Linked DNA regions of Mus musculus: region 2 is linked to region 1. The links are chromatin contacts, found by Hi-C or POLR2A ChIA-PET in ENCODE. All regions are on one chromosome and are shown on one strand. The core of a region is the stretch at or near the end of the contact, and the rest is flanking DNA. Distances in the headings are between cores, read along the strand shown.

Region 1 (5,602 bases), core at 1,955-4,454:
AGCTCACTGACAGCATCTCTGAGATGTCCATATCATTGCTGGGACAGGGATGTCAACCTTCCAATTGCCTCTGGATACAGAAAACAATTTATATAGTGTGCAGTGACCTACCCTGATACTAGGAAATTACGACGCTGGCATAGCTGATAGACTCAGCCTATTTTCTTCTCTGAGATCAAATATAGGTTTTTAGGGGGATGGAAAGATGGCTCAAGCAGTCCTGAGCACTCTCTGCTCTTCCAGAGCCCTCAGGTTCCAATCCCAGCCCCCACCTGGTGAATTACAGCAGCCTGTAACTCGTCCCAGGGCATCTGATGCCCTCTTCTGGCCTCTGTTTGTCAATGCATTTAACACATAAATACTCAAAACCACCCCTACCAATATATATATACAAAAACAAAATAGATTTTTGGTATGTTGTAAAGGCAGCTATTCCATGGCATAATAAGATTTTTGTGTGGTTAAACATATTTTTTCTAGTTCTTTATGAATTAGTCATAAAATGACATTACTTATGTCATATTTTAACTTTGAAGGTAGGCGTTTAAGAGATTGTATTGAAAGGTCCAAACACCTTGGGGATAAGAATTTTCACTTCCCTGGGAAGCAAACCAAGCTCCTCAAAGGAAGCCACTGACAATGGGCCGTTGATCAGTGACAGCCCTGACTTAGGGAGGATAAGTCTCCAGCTGATTCCATTTCTGGGACACCTGGCCAGAGGAGATAACAAGGCCGCAGCCAAGCTGGTCTCTGAAACTCTTCATGGTTTCACTAAATATAATAGAACTAATATAGCAGCCAATCAGACTTGTCCTAATGGCACTGCTTTGACTCCTATCAATCACATTAGAGGTTACCTTACCCTTCTGGAAAATTCCCCTAGCCCTGCATCAAAGGGGGCTTATGAGCCCCTCAAGCCGTTGACATTTGGATGAATGGTTGACCATTCATGCCATGCTGTTTGCTGGCAGTTTCTGCAGAATAAGCACCTTTGCATGCCATTTGAGTCTAGGGTCTCTCTTTAGCAATTCTTGGACCCTAATAGTATAAAGGGGTACATGAAGAGAAATCAAAGTGGCTGTCAAAAAAAAAAAAAAAGCTTAAAATCAAATAGCCAGGGAATTCTTAACAAGCCTTAAATCATTTGAAACTACAAAATTGGCTGACTCATAGGTGCATTTTTTTAAAGAAGACAATATTTTTTAGTGGTTCATGTTTGGAAAAGTCTGTGGTAGAGGGTTATAAACATAAAAATAAATCGGGCACAGTGGCACGTGCCTTAAATCCTAGCACTGGTGAGGCAGAAGCAGCTCTTTGTCAGTTCAAGGTCAGCCAGATCTACACGTGCCATTTCAGACCAGCCTGGCTTACATAGTGAGACCTTGTTTTATAATCAGAGTGTGGAGAAAATAATGGCACCATATGGGGATCATAAGGAATGAGGGTGGGACTTCAAGGGAACGACATATGTGGCAACAGTGAGCTCTTTTATTGTGAAATATTTGCCAATTTTGCAAGGAAAAAATTTCATTGCCGACAGTAGTAATAAACATTTTCATACTTTTATGAGCTAATTGTTCAGTTCCTGTTAACATTTTCTCTAATAAACTCATACTCTTTCTGACTGAAAAATAATTCTGGGGACTTTTTTAGCTGCACAATTTAATGTTTTTTTTGTTGTTGTTTTGTTTTGTTTTGTTAGCTGCACAATTTAATGTTTTTTTTTTTTTTTTTTTGTTTTGTTTGTTTTTTTTTGTTTTTTTTCGAGACAGGGTTTCTCTGTGTAGCCCTAGCTGTCCTGGAACTCACTCAGTAGACCAGGCTGGTCTTGAACACAGAAATCCGCCTGCCTCAGCCTCTCAAGTGGTGGGATTATAGGCGTGCGCCACCACGCCCAGCTTTATGTTTTTATATATTCAGATATTTAGTTTTGTTTTCTTTTTATTCTTTGTGATTTCACTTAAATTTCCATGGTGTCCTCATTCTAATCACGGTATCTCTCCTTCTGTGCTTCAGCCCCCCCCCCCCCCCACACACACACACAAGGCAGTTAATATATTTTAGGAGTGTCTATGGATTTGGTGATGATAATTGTATATAGGCCACAGAGGAGAAGTGAGTACCCTACTGTCATACGAAAGAAATCAGGCCAGTGAGGTTGGCAGAATGGAGTCCCCTGTCAGGAATCCTTTGGAAGTCACCGTTCTTTTATGTGTAAATTGGGGCTAATTAACTAGAGTCTGTTTTGTGTGGCTTGAGAATAAAAATTGACAGATAAACAGGTTCCGTTTCAAGGGACAGCCGCCGATTTAGTCTATCTTAGGTGGGTACTTTGAGGCTTCAAAGTACTAGGATATACTATGCATTTCTAAACCCGACCACTCCCAGCCCCATCCCAGAGCTTGTGGGTGGCTTTTGTAGGGGGACACGCCGCCTCGAACACACTGTAGACCGCAGCGGCCGTCCAGGCTCTTAGGACGCCACCTAGCTGGCCTCGCTGTGGTCCCGGAGCGCTTTTTGCTAAGTCCTGCAGGTTCCTCCGCTCCCCGAAGTCTATGCTCGCTCGCGTGTTCCCTGGCGAGCATCGCGCGGGGACGAGCAAACCGACGTCATTCTTACAGCTCTTTTCTCGTCCGGAAGATGAAGGCAGCGTTGCTAACAACGAGGAGGGACAGTCCTTGTGTCGTGGGCAAAGCGGACACGGCGGCTCCTTCCCACCTCCTGGAATGACAGAGGGGAGGCCACCCCCGGTAAAGCGCCCGCAAGCTTCCGGAGCCTCAGTTACCCTGACTCTGGCTGCAGCGCGGGAATGTTTGCCGTTTGCACTGCAGCCCCAAGCCCAAAGGCGTCTCCGCGCAGAGAGGGCACCTGGGGTTCTGGAAAACAAAAACAAAAAACCCAACAAAATCTCCATCACTTGCATTCAAGATATCTTAGGGCGGGTGTTGCGGCTCAGCCTAAGCCCAGCACTTGTGGGAGGTTGAGGCAGGAGGATCGCCACCAATTCCAAGTTAGCCTGGGCTTCGGTGCGAGACATGGTCTCAAAAGAACTCACATCCGTCAACAAAACAAAAAACAAAACCAGCATCAAAAAGTCGGTCGGCGTGCAAAACGCTCCAGACGCGCACTACCTTCAGTCGCTACCGCGCCACACCGCGGTGGGCGGGGCGCCAGGGGGTGGGACCTCTGCGCATCACTTCCGCTTCCCGTTCCAAATGAACTCTCCCGCCACTGGGAGAGAGCGGCTGTCAGCGCGGGTGTTTCTTTCAGCCTGGCTGCTGGCTGGTTAAACAATCTACTGCGGCTTTATTTGGGACGGAGAGAAGCCGTGGAGTTGGAAGCTTGTGAGCTGACCTGGTGGGACCGAGTGACAGGTGGTGTCGGGTCGGAGGGAGGCTCCGGGTGGGATGGCGGGGAGGGCGGCCCGGGAAGGCGCTGGGGCCGGAAGGGAAGTTAAGGCACTTTTGACTATTCTGGAAAGGCTGGATTCCAGAGTTAGAAGTACGAGAAGTAAGCCTCTCATCTAGGTAGAATCTACTTTGCTTTACCTTGATTTCAGGAATTTAACACCCCCCTCCCCTCAAACCTCATCTTGTCTTGGGTTCGCACATGCCTGAGGGTGGCAGGCAGCAACACTTAGTGATCACTCTTTGGCTTACAAGGGCCACCGTCTACATATACCCCAGTTTGAGCCCTTCCCACATTCGCCCCTGTTATTACAGATGTGTATAGAAAATCTAGACAACACAGCAGGGTCTAGGAATAATCCCTTTAAAAAAGTCTGTGCATCCAATATTTTGTGTTTCCATAAATATTTACTCTATTGACTCAGCCTTTTTCCGTCATTTTAACATATATATTGCGTTGCCACCTAAGCACTATATATTGCAATATATACTATATAACATATATATATAATTTATATAATATATAATATAAATATATATTTATATAATTTATTTCACTGCTTTCAAAAGGTGGTCAAGATGCAGTTCTCAGGAAGGATCCGGAAGAAGCTGCGATTGGCGGGTGACCAGAGAAATGCTAGTTACCCTCACAGCCTTCAGTTTTACCTGCAGCCGCCTACTGAAAACATATCGTTGACGGAGTTTGAAAACTTGGCTTTTGACAGAGTTAAATGTAAGTGGCATTTAAAGTCCAATGTTTGTGTCCTTGAGAAGTGCAGTTATCACACGATGAATAAAGGCAGTTCCTCTTTGTTCAGCAGCCCATTCAACATCCGTTGGTGATTTGCTGTTGAAGGTTTGTCATTCACTTCTTCACTGTAGTATGCACATTGAGTACTCTGCTTCCAGGTGGCAGGGACTTTGTAATGAGTAATGCAATTAAGGTCTATGTTGAAACTGTATTTGCTATGTGGAGACAGACGTGTAGAGTTAAAATCATACATCAGATTACTTTCTGCTTTGATAGAAGTAAATATTAATGCCCCTGGAGTGTAAAAGTGAGAATAACTAGCTTAGTCTACTTAAGGAAGGTTTCCTAGAGAAGTTGGAATTTGGTCTGGTTTCTGAAGAAATGAGCAGACAGTAGGGATTTCCCAGCAGAAGCAGTGAAGGGCTTTTCCAAACTGTGATAATGGTCTCTACAAAGGCTTGCGGCTGTGAAAGAGAGCTATGCTTCCGGTGTGAGTAGTTGAGGGAGAGTGGAGACGTGTGGACATTTGAAGGCATATTATAATGCGCAGGACCGAGGTGTGAGAAGGATGCAGCCACTGAACTGGAGGCCTCTTATCCTTTGTGTGTGAGAGAAGAAATGAAGGAGCTAGCTATGAACTGAGACAAATACAAGCCCTCTTAGAGTTTATGTTCCAGAATATTCTTGCTGGAGTAATCAGGAGATGGGAAAACACTGTTCATTTTTCTTAGAGCAGCAAGATAAGAGCTGTCAACGCAGGAGAAAGCACTTATTACTGTCCAATGTAGTGAAGGCAAGAGGGGGGGAAGGGCACAGGAGGCTTAGCAGTGTCACATGTTTCCTAGTGGTTGAAACCCTTGGCTTCGTCGTGTCAGATGGAACCGCAAGGACCCCTAAACAGTGGTGGTGCTAGTGAAGGGCTTGAGAGATGCCAAGTAGGTGTCATGAAGAGTGGTTGGAGGTCAGGACTGAGGGAGCCGGTACGGCAAGAAGGCATGGGAAGTGGAGATGCATGTGGAACATGGTCGTGTTCTTAGGTGGCAGTGCAGAAGATTCATTTCTGGTGTTGAAGCATCATTCCTTGAAGGGATTTCTGTGAGGAAGGCTTGCACCTGGCATTAGGAACCTTTGAATATTCGTGACTTCTATTCAGGATGGCTCCTTCTGATGACCCGGTGCCTCTCACTGCTGGGTAGTCATCAGGAAAGGAAGGCTCTCTCTCTCTCTCTCTCTCTCTCTCTGCCTCCTCCTCCTCCTCCTCTTCCTCCTCCTTTTTATCTTATGATGTACTCAGTCAAGGTAGCTCCAGACTGCAAACCTTGTCTTCACACTGACAGGCAGGCTTTTTCACTTCTCAGCATTTGGTGGCTTGGTACATCAGGAAAGATCATCCACCATTTGTCCTTTCCCTTCCCTTCCCTTCCCTTCCCTTCCGTTCCCTTCC
Region 2 (5,602 bases), core at 1,760-4,259, 50 kb before region 1:
ACACTCCAGAAGAGGGAGTCAGATCTCATTACGGATGGTTGTGAGCCACCATGTGGTTGCTGGGATTTGAACTTTGGACCTTTGGAAGAGCAGTCGGGTGCTCTTACCCACTGAGCCAGCTCACCAGCCCCAAATTTCCTCATTCTTAAAATGACCAGCCCACTTGGCTACTCTAGAGGCAGTAAAATGCCGTTTGCAGGAACCCATCAGTACACAGACTGCACCTGAAATGCAAGAACTCTCTTAAGCTTCCAGAGTTGCCCTGGGCACTTCAGAAACTTGCATGGTCCTAAGAATCTTCTAGAAGTACTTGTTAAAGTGGGTCTCCTGAGAAGAGCTAACCATCCATGATCCGAAACCTCAGAGCAGTAGCCTTGAATCTCGTTTTTGAAGAGAAGTGCAAGCTGGGTGTGGTGGTCCAGCCCTGCAATGCCAGCACTCAGCGACAGAAGAAGGAGGTCACTACCAGTTTAAAGTCTGCCTGGACTACAGTGAGATCATAGCTACAAAACAAACAAGAAAAGCCTAGAAGCATCAAAGGATGAGGCTTAGCCTTCCCGTCAGAAAGAGCCACCTGCACTGCCACCTTTGGGATGTACCGTGGGATCCACACTTGCCTAAGAGGAACATTGGTGGGCAGGACAACTAGACTGAGGAGTGGGGTTCCCCTTTGCACTGGGCTCTCTACCAGAGCAGCTGCAGGCTGGACCTCCTTCCTGGAAACCCTCCTTTCGCAGGTGTCAAAGGGCATCGCAGTCTTAAGGCTCTTCCTTCCGCGGTCACAGGAGCCTCCCCATAAGCCTGTTGTGCTGCTAACGCTATCTTGGCATTTGCTTCTTTAACAGTCCAAATGGATACTCTCGCTCATGAAGTTTTATAGTCACGTAAATGTTAGAGACTCTGGACTGTGCCTAATGTTGGAACCCAGGAGAACTTCAAAGAACTTGGATCCTGTGCTCAGAGAAGATGATTTCAATGCTCTAGGATGAAACCAAGACTTCAACCACCAGCCTCTTATAACCCTGAAGCTCAGGAGCAAATCTAAATCTAGCAAGAGTGGTGGAGAATGCTGTTATTCAGGGTCTCACATGACGGACTGAGGCCAGAGAGCACCTGGGAGCTCCAGACCAGTGTGGGCTACACAGTGAAATGCCATCTCAGAAAAAAACAGAAAAACAATAACAATACAAACCTACACTCCTTACCAAGATCTGACCGTGTTCATCCAGCTTGTGTTTCACACTGGCTCAGTTTTGGGAAGTCGACTTCCTCTTCTCAATCTAAACAATTCTTCACCCTACAATTAACGTTCAAAAACAAAACAAAACAAAAAACCCTCAATAGTATCAACAACAAAATAAGCCATCTCCCCAGACCTATAACAACTCAATTCATAATCATATAAAACTGAAAACTCCCCAAATGCCCTTCAGTGGGCGGATAATATAATTGGCTATGTTTAGCACATCTACCTAATTAAACAGGGAGTAGAAGGAGAAAAGGGCTATCCACACAGGAAACTGTGGAACAGATAATGTGGCTTAATTGGTACACTGTTTGTCTAGCTCCACAAGGCCCCGGACGCCATGCCTAGCAGCCCGCGGCGCACACACACACACACACACACACACACCTGGCATGACGGCACATGTCTGTCATCCCAGCACTAGGGAGGTAGAGGCAGAAGAATCCTAAGGTCATGATTATCCTTGCTACTGGAGCAAGTCTGAGGCTAGCCTGGACCACCTGAGATCTTGTCTCAAAAAGATATGAAGAGCCTGTCCCCCCAATAACCAACAGGGCCGCATCTTGAATCTCAAAGGTGTTTATATATAGTCATGGAAGACAGTTATCAACATCTCAAACTGTTACACTAAAATGGCATTCTGAAAACAGTGATTTCTAGGAATCAGGAATAAGAGGTAAGATATAAAGAGACAACATGAGGTTTTAACAGGTAGCAGGACTGGTTTCATATCCTGACCAGATATATGAATCTAAAACTCTCCAAATGGTTATTTGGGTTTTTTTTTTTACCATATGGAAGTTAAAAAATAAAATTTAAACAAAGATGTGAAAGCAGATCGTAGCGTCGGGAATTACTGTTAAGATTCTCAGAAACTAGTTACAACACTGCATCCCAGCCTTCAGGGGGAAGAGGCTCTGAGTTTGAGGCCAGCCTGTCTACACAAGTTCCAAGCCAGCCATGCCATCACAGGGAGAGCCTATCCCAAATCACACATGCTTTTAAGAAAAAAAAAATGCAAAAAATAAGTATGTTCTTTGAAAAGCACAATGCTACATATAATTAAAAACCGACAGTAATTATCAATGTCCTCTCTTCTCGGTTTCAAATCCCTTGGCAACCAATGCAGACTCTCGCGTAGGCAAAGGAAAGGATGGGTCAACTTGCTAAAGAAAGGCTTGCCGGGTTTGTTTTTTCCTACAGCAACCCGCCCGTTACAGAAGGCACTGGGATCGTCCCAGGCGGAGTCGCGCAGCCCTGTGCGTCCCGCGCCGCGCCGCACCCGCATCAAGTTCTCCCACTCTCGGGTTCCCGCTCCTGGGAAGCCACGGCGGTTGGTGAGCGAGCCGCGGCCGGGGTCGTCGGCGCGGAGCGGTCCCCACGAGGACGCGAGAGCAGAGCGCCGCCCGCAGCCGCCGTCCGCGCCCACAGCGACATCCCGGCGGCACCGCAGCCCCGAGCCGAGGCCGCGCAGGCCGCACTCACCTCTGCCCGCAGCCCGGAACCCTCAGCGCGGAGCCCGCAGCCCGGAACGCACAACCCGCAGCGCTGAGCCCGGAACGCACAGTCCGCAACACCGAGCCCGGAACGCACAGCCCGCAGCACCGAGCCCGGCTCCTCCCCGCGGACGCCTCGTACCCGCTCCGCTCTTTCAGAACGATTATGAGTCTCTAGCGAACTTTATTAGTATCCGGGTTCACCGAGCTACTCCTTGCCGACGCCGCCGGGGATGGAGGGCGCGCCGGACTCCCGCCCGCCGCGCTGAGGAGCATGCGCCACCTGGTCTGCGCATGCTCAGCACCGGCCCCGCCCTGCGCTGGCAGGGAAGGCGCGGGCTGGGTTTGCACAGCATCAGGCCTTGGTACCCAAGGAGACCAAGGTGAGCAGGATGTGCTAACCTACTGAAGGTGTGCCTTGTTTCCCTACACAGGGTCAGGTATCCGGGGGCCTCAGAAGTCTGTCACCACCTGAGACTCACGTGGTAGCACTGAAGTGTGAAAAAAAAAGTGATGAATGAAGACAAATAATTTGTTTGCAGGGTATGACTGAACAAAATAGAAGACCGTGATGGCTAACAACTCAGAAAACTAACCCACAAATTTAAAAAGGTCCTGCAAAAAAGCAAACTCGCTTCAAACGCGGCGTGGAAACACACGTGTGTGATCCTAGTACTTGGAAAGATGGTGTGGCATGAAGATCAGGATTTCAAGGCCAGCCTGAACTACAATAAACTATGTCTCAAAATACATAAACGTTGGTTGTTTCTGTATGCATCAAAATAAAACAGGGGAGGGTGATATAAAATACCAAGTGTTGAAAAGAATGTGAATTAGCTGAATTTGTGTGCTGGAGCAACTCCTTTGAACGAGAAGGAGAGTTTGTTACATTTGTGCACCCTGTGATCCACCCATTCCTTGGTCACACAGCTGATAGGAACTGTCCTTATGATATACAGGCAAACAGATGTCAGGACACCCATAGCTGCATCTGTCCTAATACTCTCCAAATGGAAATAACCCAAAAGATGTCAATGAACTAATACCTCTCCGTTGTGTAATGGAACCACTACACAGCCATGAAAAGGAGCCTCTGCAGCTGTAAGCATTAACAACACACAATGACAGAAGCTTAAGGTTAAAACAAAGTGCTGTACACAAAAGCACACACTGCATGCCAAACCCATTGTTTTCTCCTTCCTTTTTAGTTTGGGGTTTGTTTTTTTGTTTTTGTTTGGCTTGGCGTTTGGTTTTTGTTTTTCAAGGCAAAGTCTGGTTATTTATCCAAGACTGGCCAAGTGCAGCTAAGGCTGAATTTCAACTCACCACCCTGCTGTGTCAATCTCTTCAGTGCTGAAATTACAAGGCTGTGTCATCATGCCAAGCGTTCAGTTCATTTCCGTTGTTGCTCAAAACTCTTGACACTGAAAGTTCTCTGAGTGGAGCTGGAGAGATGGCTCAGTGGTTAAGAGTACTGACTCTTCTTCCAGAAGTCCTGAGTTCAATTCCCAGCAACCACGTGGTGGCTCACAACCATCTGTAATGGGATCTGAAACTCTCTTCTGGTGTGTCTGAAGACAGTGACAGTGTACTCTCACACATAAAATAAATCTTTTTTTTTTTTTTTTAAGTTCTCTGACTTAAAGGTTTTGTGCAGTCATAGCAGATGGGGGAAAAAAAGCCTGGTCCTAGGATATGACCCACAATTAGCAGCCGAGCTACACAAGAGTAGGGACCTACAAGTCAAGAGCATTTTCTAAAATTATTTTATTTATTTATTTAGTTAGTTAGTTTTTCGAGACAGGGTTTCTCTGTGTAGCCCTAGGTATCCTGGAACTCACTCTGTAGACCAGGCTGGCCTCGAACTCAGAAATCTGCCTGCCTCTGCCTCCCAAGTGCTGGGATTAAAGGCGTGCACCACCACTGCCCGACTGTCAAGAGCATTTTAAAATGAAAATTTGAAAACCTACATTAGCCATAGCTAAGAGGGTCTATATGAACCACTTGTTGCTTCAAGCACATCTTTTTTTTTTTTTTTTTTTTTTTAAAGATTTATTTATTATTTTATGTAAATACACTGTAGCTGTCTTCACACACTCCAGAAGAGGGAGTCAGATCTCATTACGGATGGTTGTGAGCCACCATGTGGTTGCTGGGATTTGAACTCTGGACCTTTGGAAGAGCAGTCGGGTGCTCTTACCCACTGAGCCATCTCACCAGCCCTTCAAGCACATCTTAATCAGAATTGTGGGCATTAGAGTGCTAGGGTCTTGAGTCATGGTTTCAGATTTCCTTCAGGAATGTGGAAGAGCCTTGGCTTGGGCTCATAGCAGTTAGCTAGCTGTTAAGTTCCCTCTGGGCCATGTGCCCAGACTGGACCCCTTCATCCTCTGGTCCTATAGGACATCCTGGAATTTTTCACTATAGAGAACAAAACAGAGAGACTGAGATGCTGGAAGCTAACATATTAGTTATGTGATGTGCAAAGAATTGTGACCAGCAAGGGCTTTCTTTTCAGGTTCTGGAAAGGTAATCTCCATTGTGTATTTATGAATGTTCCAACTATCCTTTCTATAAACCCAGGGCCTCATTCATGCTGGCCAAGCGTTCTACCTTTCTGCAATAGCAGCTGCCCAAGCACTGATCTCATCCACTGTGTGAGAATTATTTGTCATATATAGTAATTTTAAAATGAAAAATTTCAGATTTAAAAATTAGAGGTTACTGATCCATGATAAAGATCGTGTTTGAGACACAAATGTCAAGTCACCACTAAGTTTAGCCTTCATTTTGTTTGCAAGTTGTTAGCTTCTTACGAAAAAAAATTAGAGTTTACTAAGAAAAAGTGTTAATATAGATA

Evidence for each region. A loop is a pair of places that touch in the nucleus more often than their neighbours do. ChIA-PET counts read pairs that join two places held with the same protein, here RNA polymerase II (POLR2A).
Region 2: a map of left cerebral cortex shows a loop between it and region 1 (5-fold over the local background). The contact joins the promoter of Rab23 here to the promoter of Prim2 in region 1. A Hi-C loop is called at or near these places in 7 of 37 maps with a recorded cell type or tissue (gastrocnemius, heart and left cerebral cortex). POLR2A ChIA-PET finds 5 or more read pairs at or near these places in 2 of 5 experiments (Patski and embryonic stem cell).

What each region holds. Positions count from the first base shown.
Region 1 is chr1:33,667,396-33,672,997 of GRCm38, reverse strand. Prim2 (DNA primase, p58 subunit) reads left to right here and starts at 3,204. Exons shown (of 14, transcript NM_008922.2): 1 at 3,204-3,374; 2 at 3,978-4,140. The coding sequence starts at 3,987. 1700001G17Rik (RIKEN cDNA 1700001G17 gene) reads right to left here and starts at 3,174. Exons shown (of 1, transcript NR_033199.2): 1 at 2,286-3,174.
Region 2 is chr1:33,717,303-33,722,904 of GRCm38, reverse strand. It overlaps Rab23 (RAB23, member RAS oncogene family), which reads right to left and starts at 3,009. Exons shown (of 8, transcript NM_008999.4): 1 at 2,732-3,009; 2 at 1,206-1,297. It overlaps Gm32229 (predicted gene, 32229), which reads left to right and starts at 3,059. Exons shown (of 4, transcript NR_157041.1): 1 at 3,059-3,125.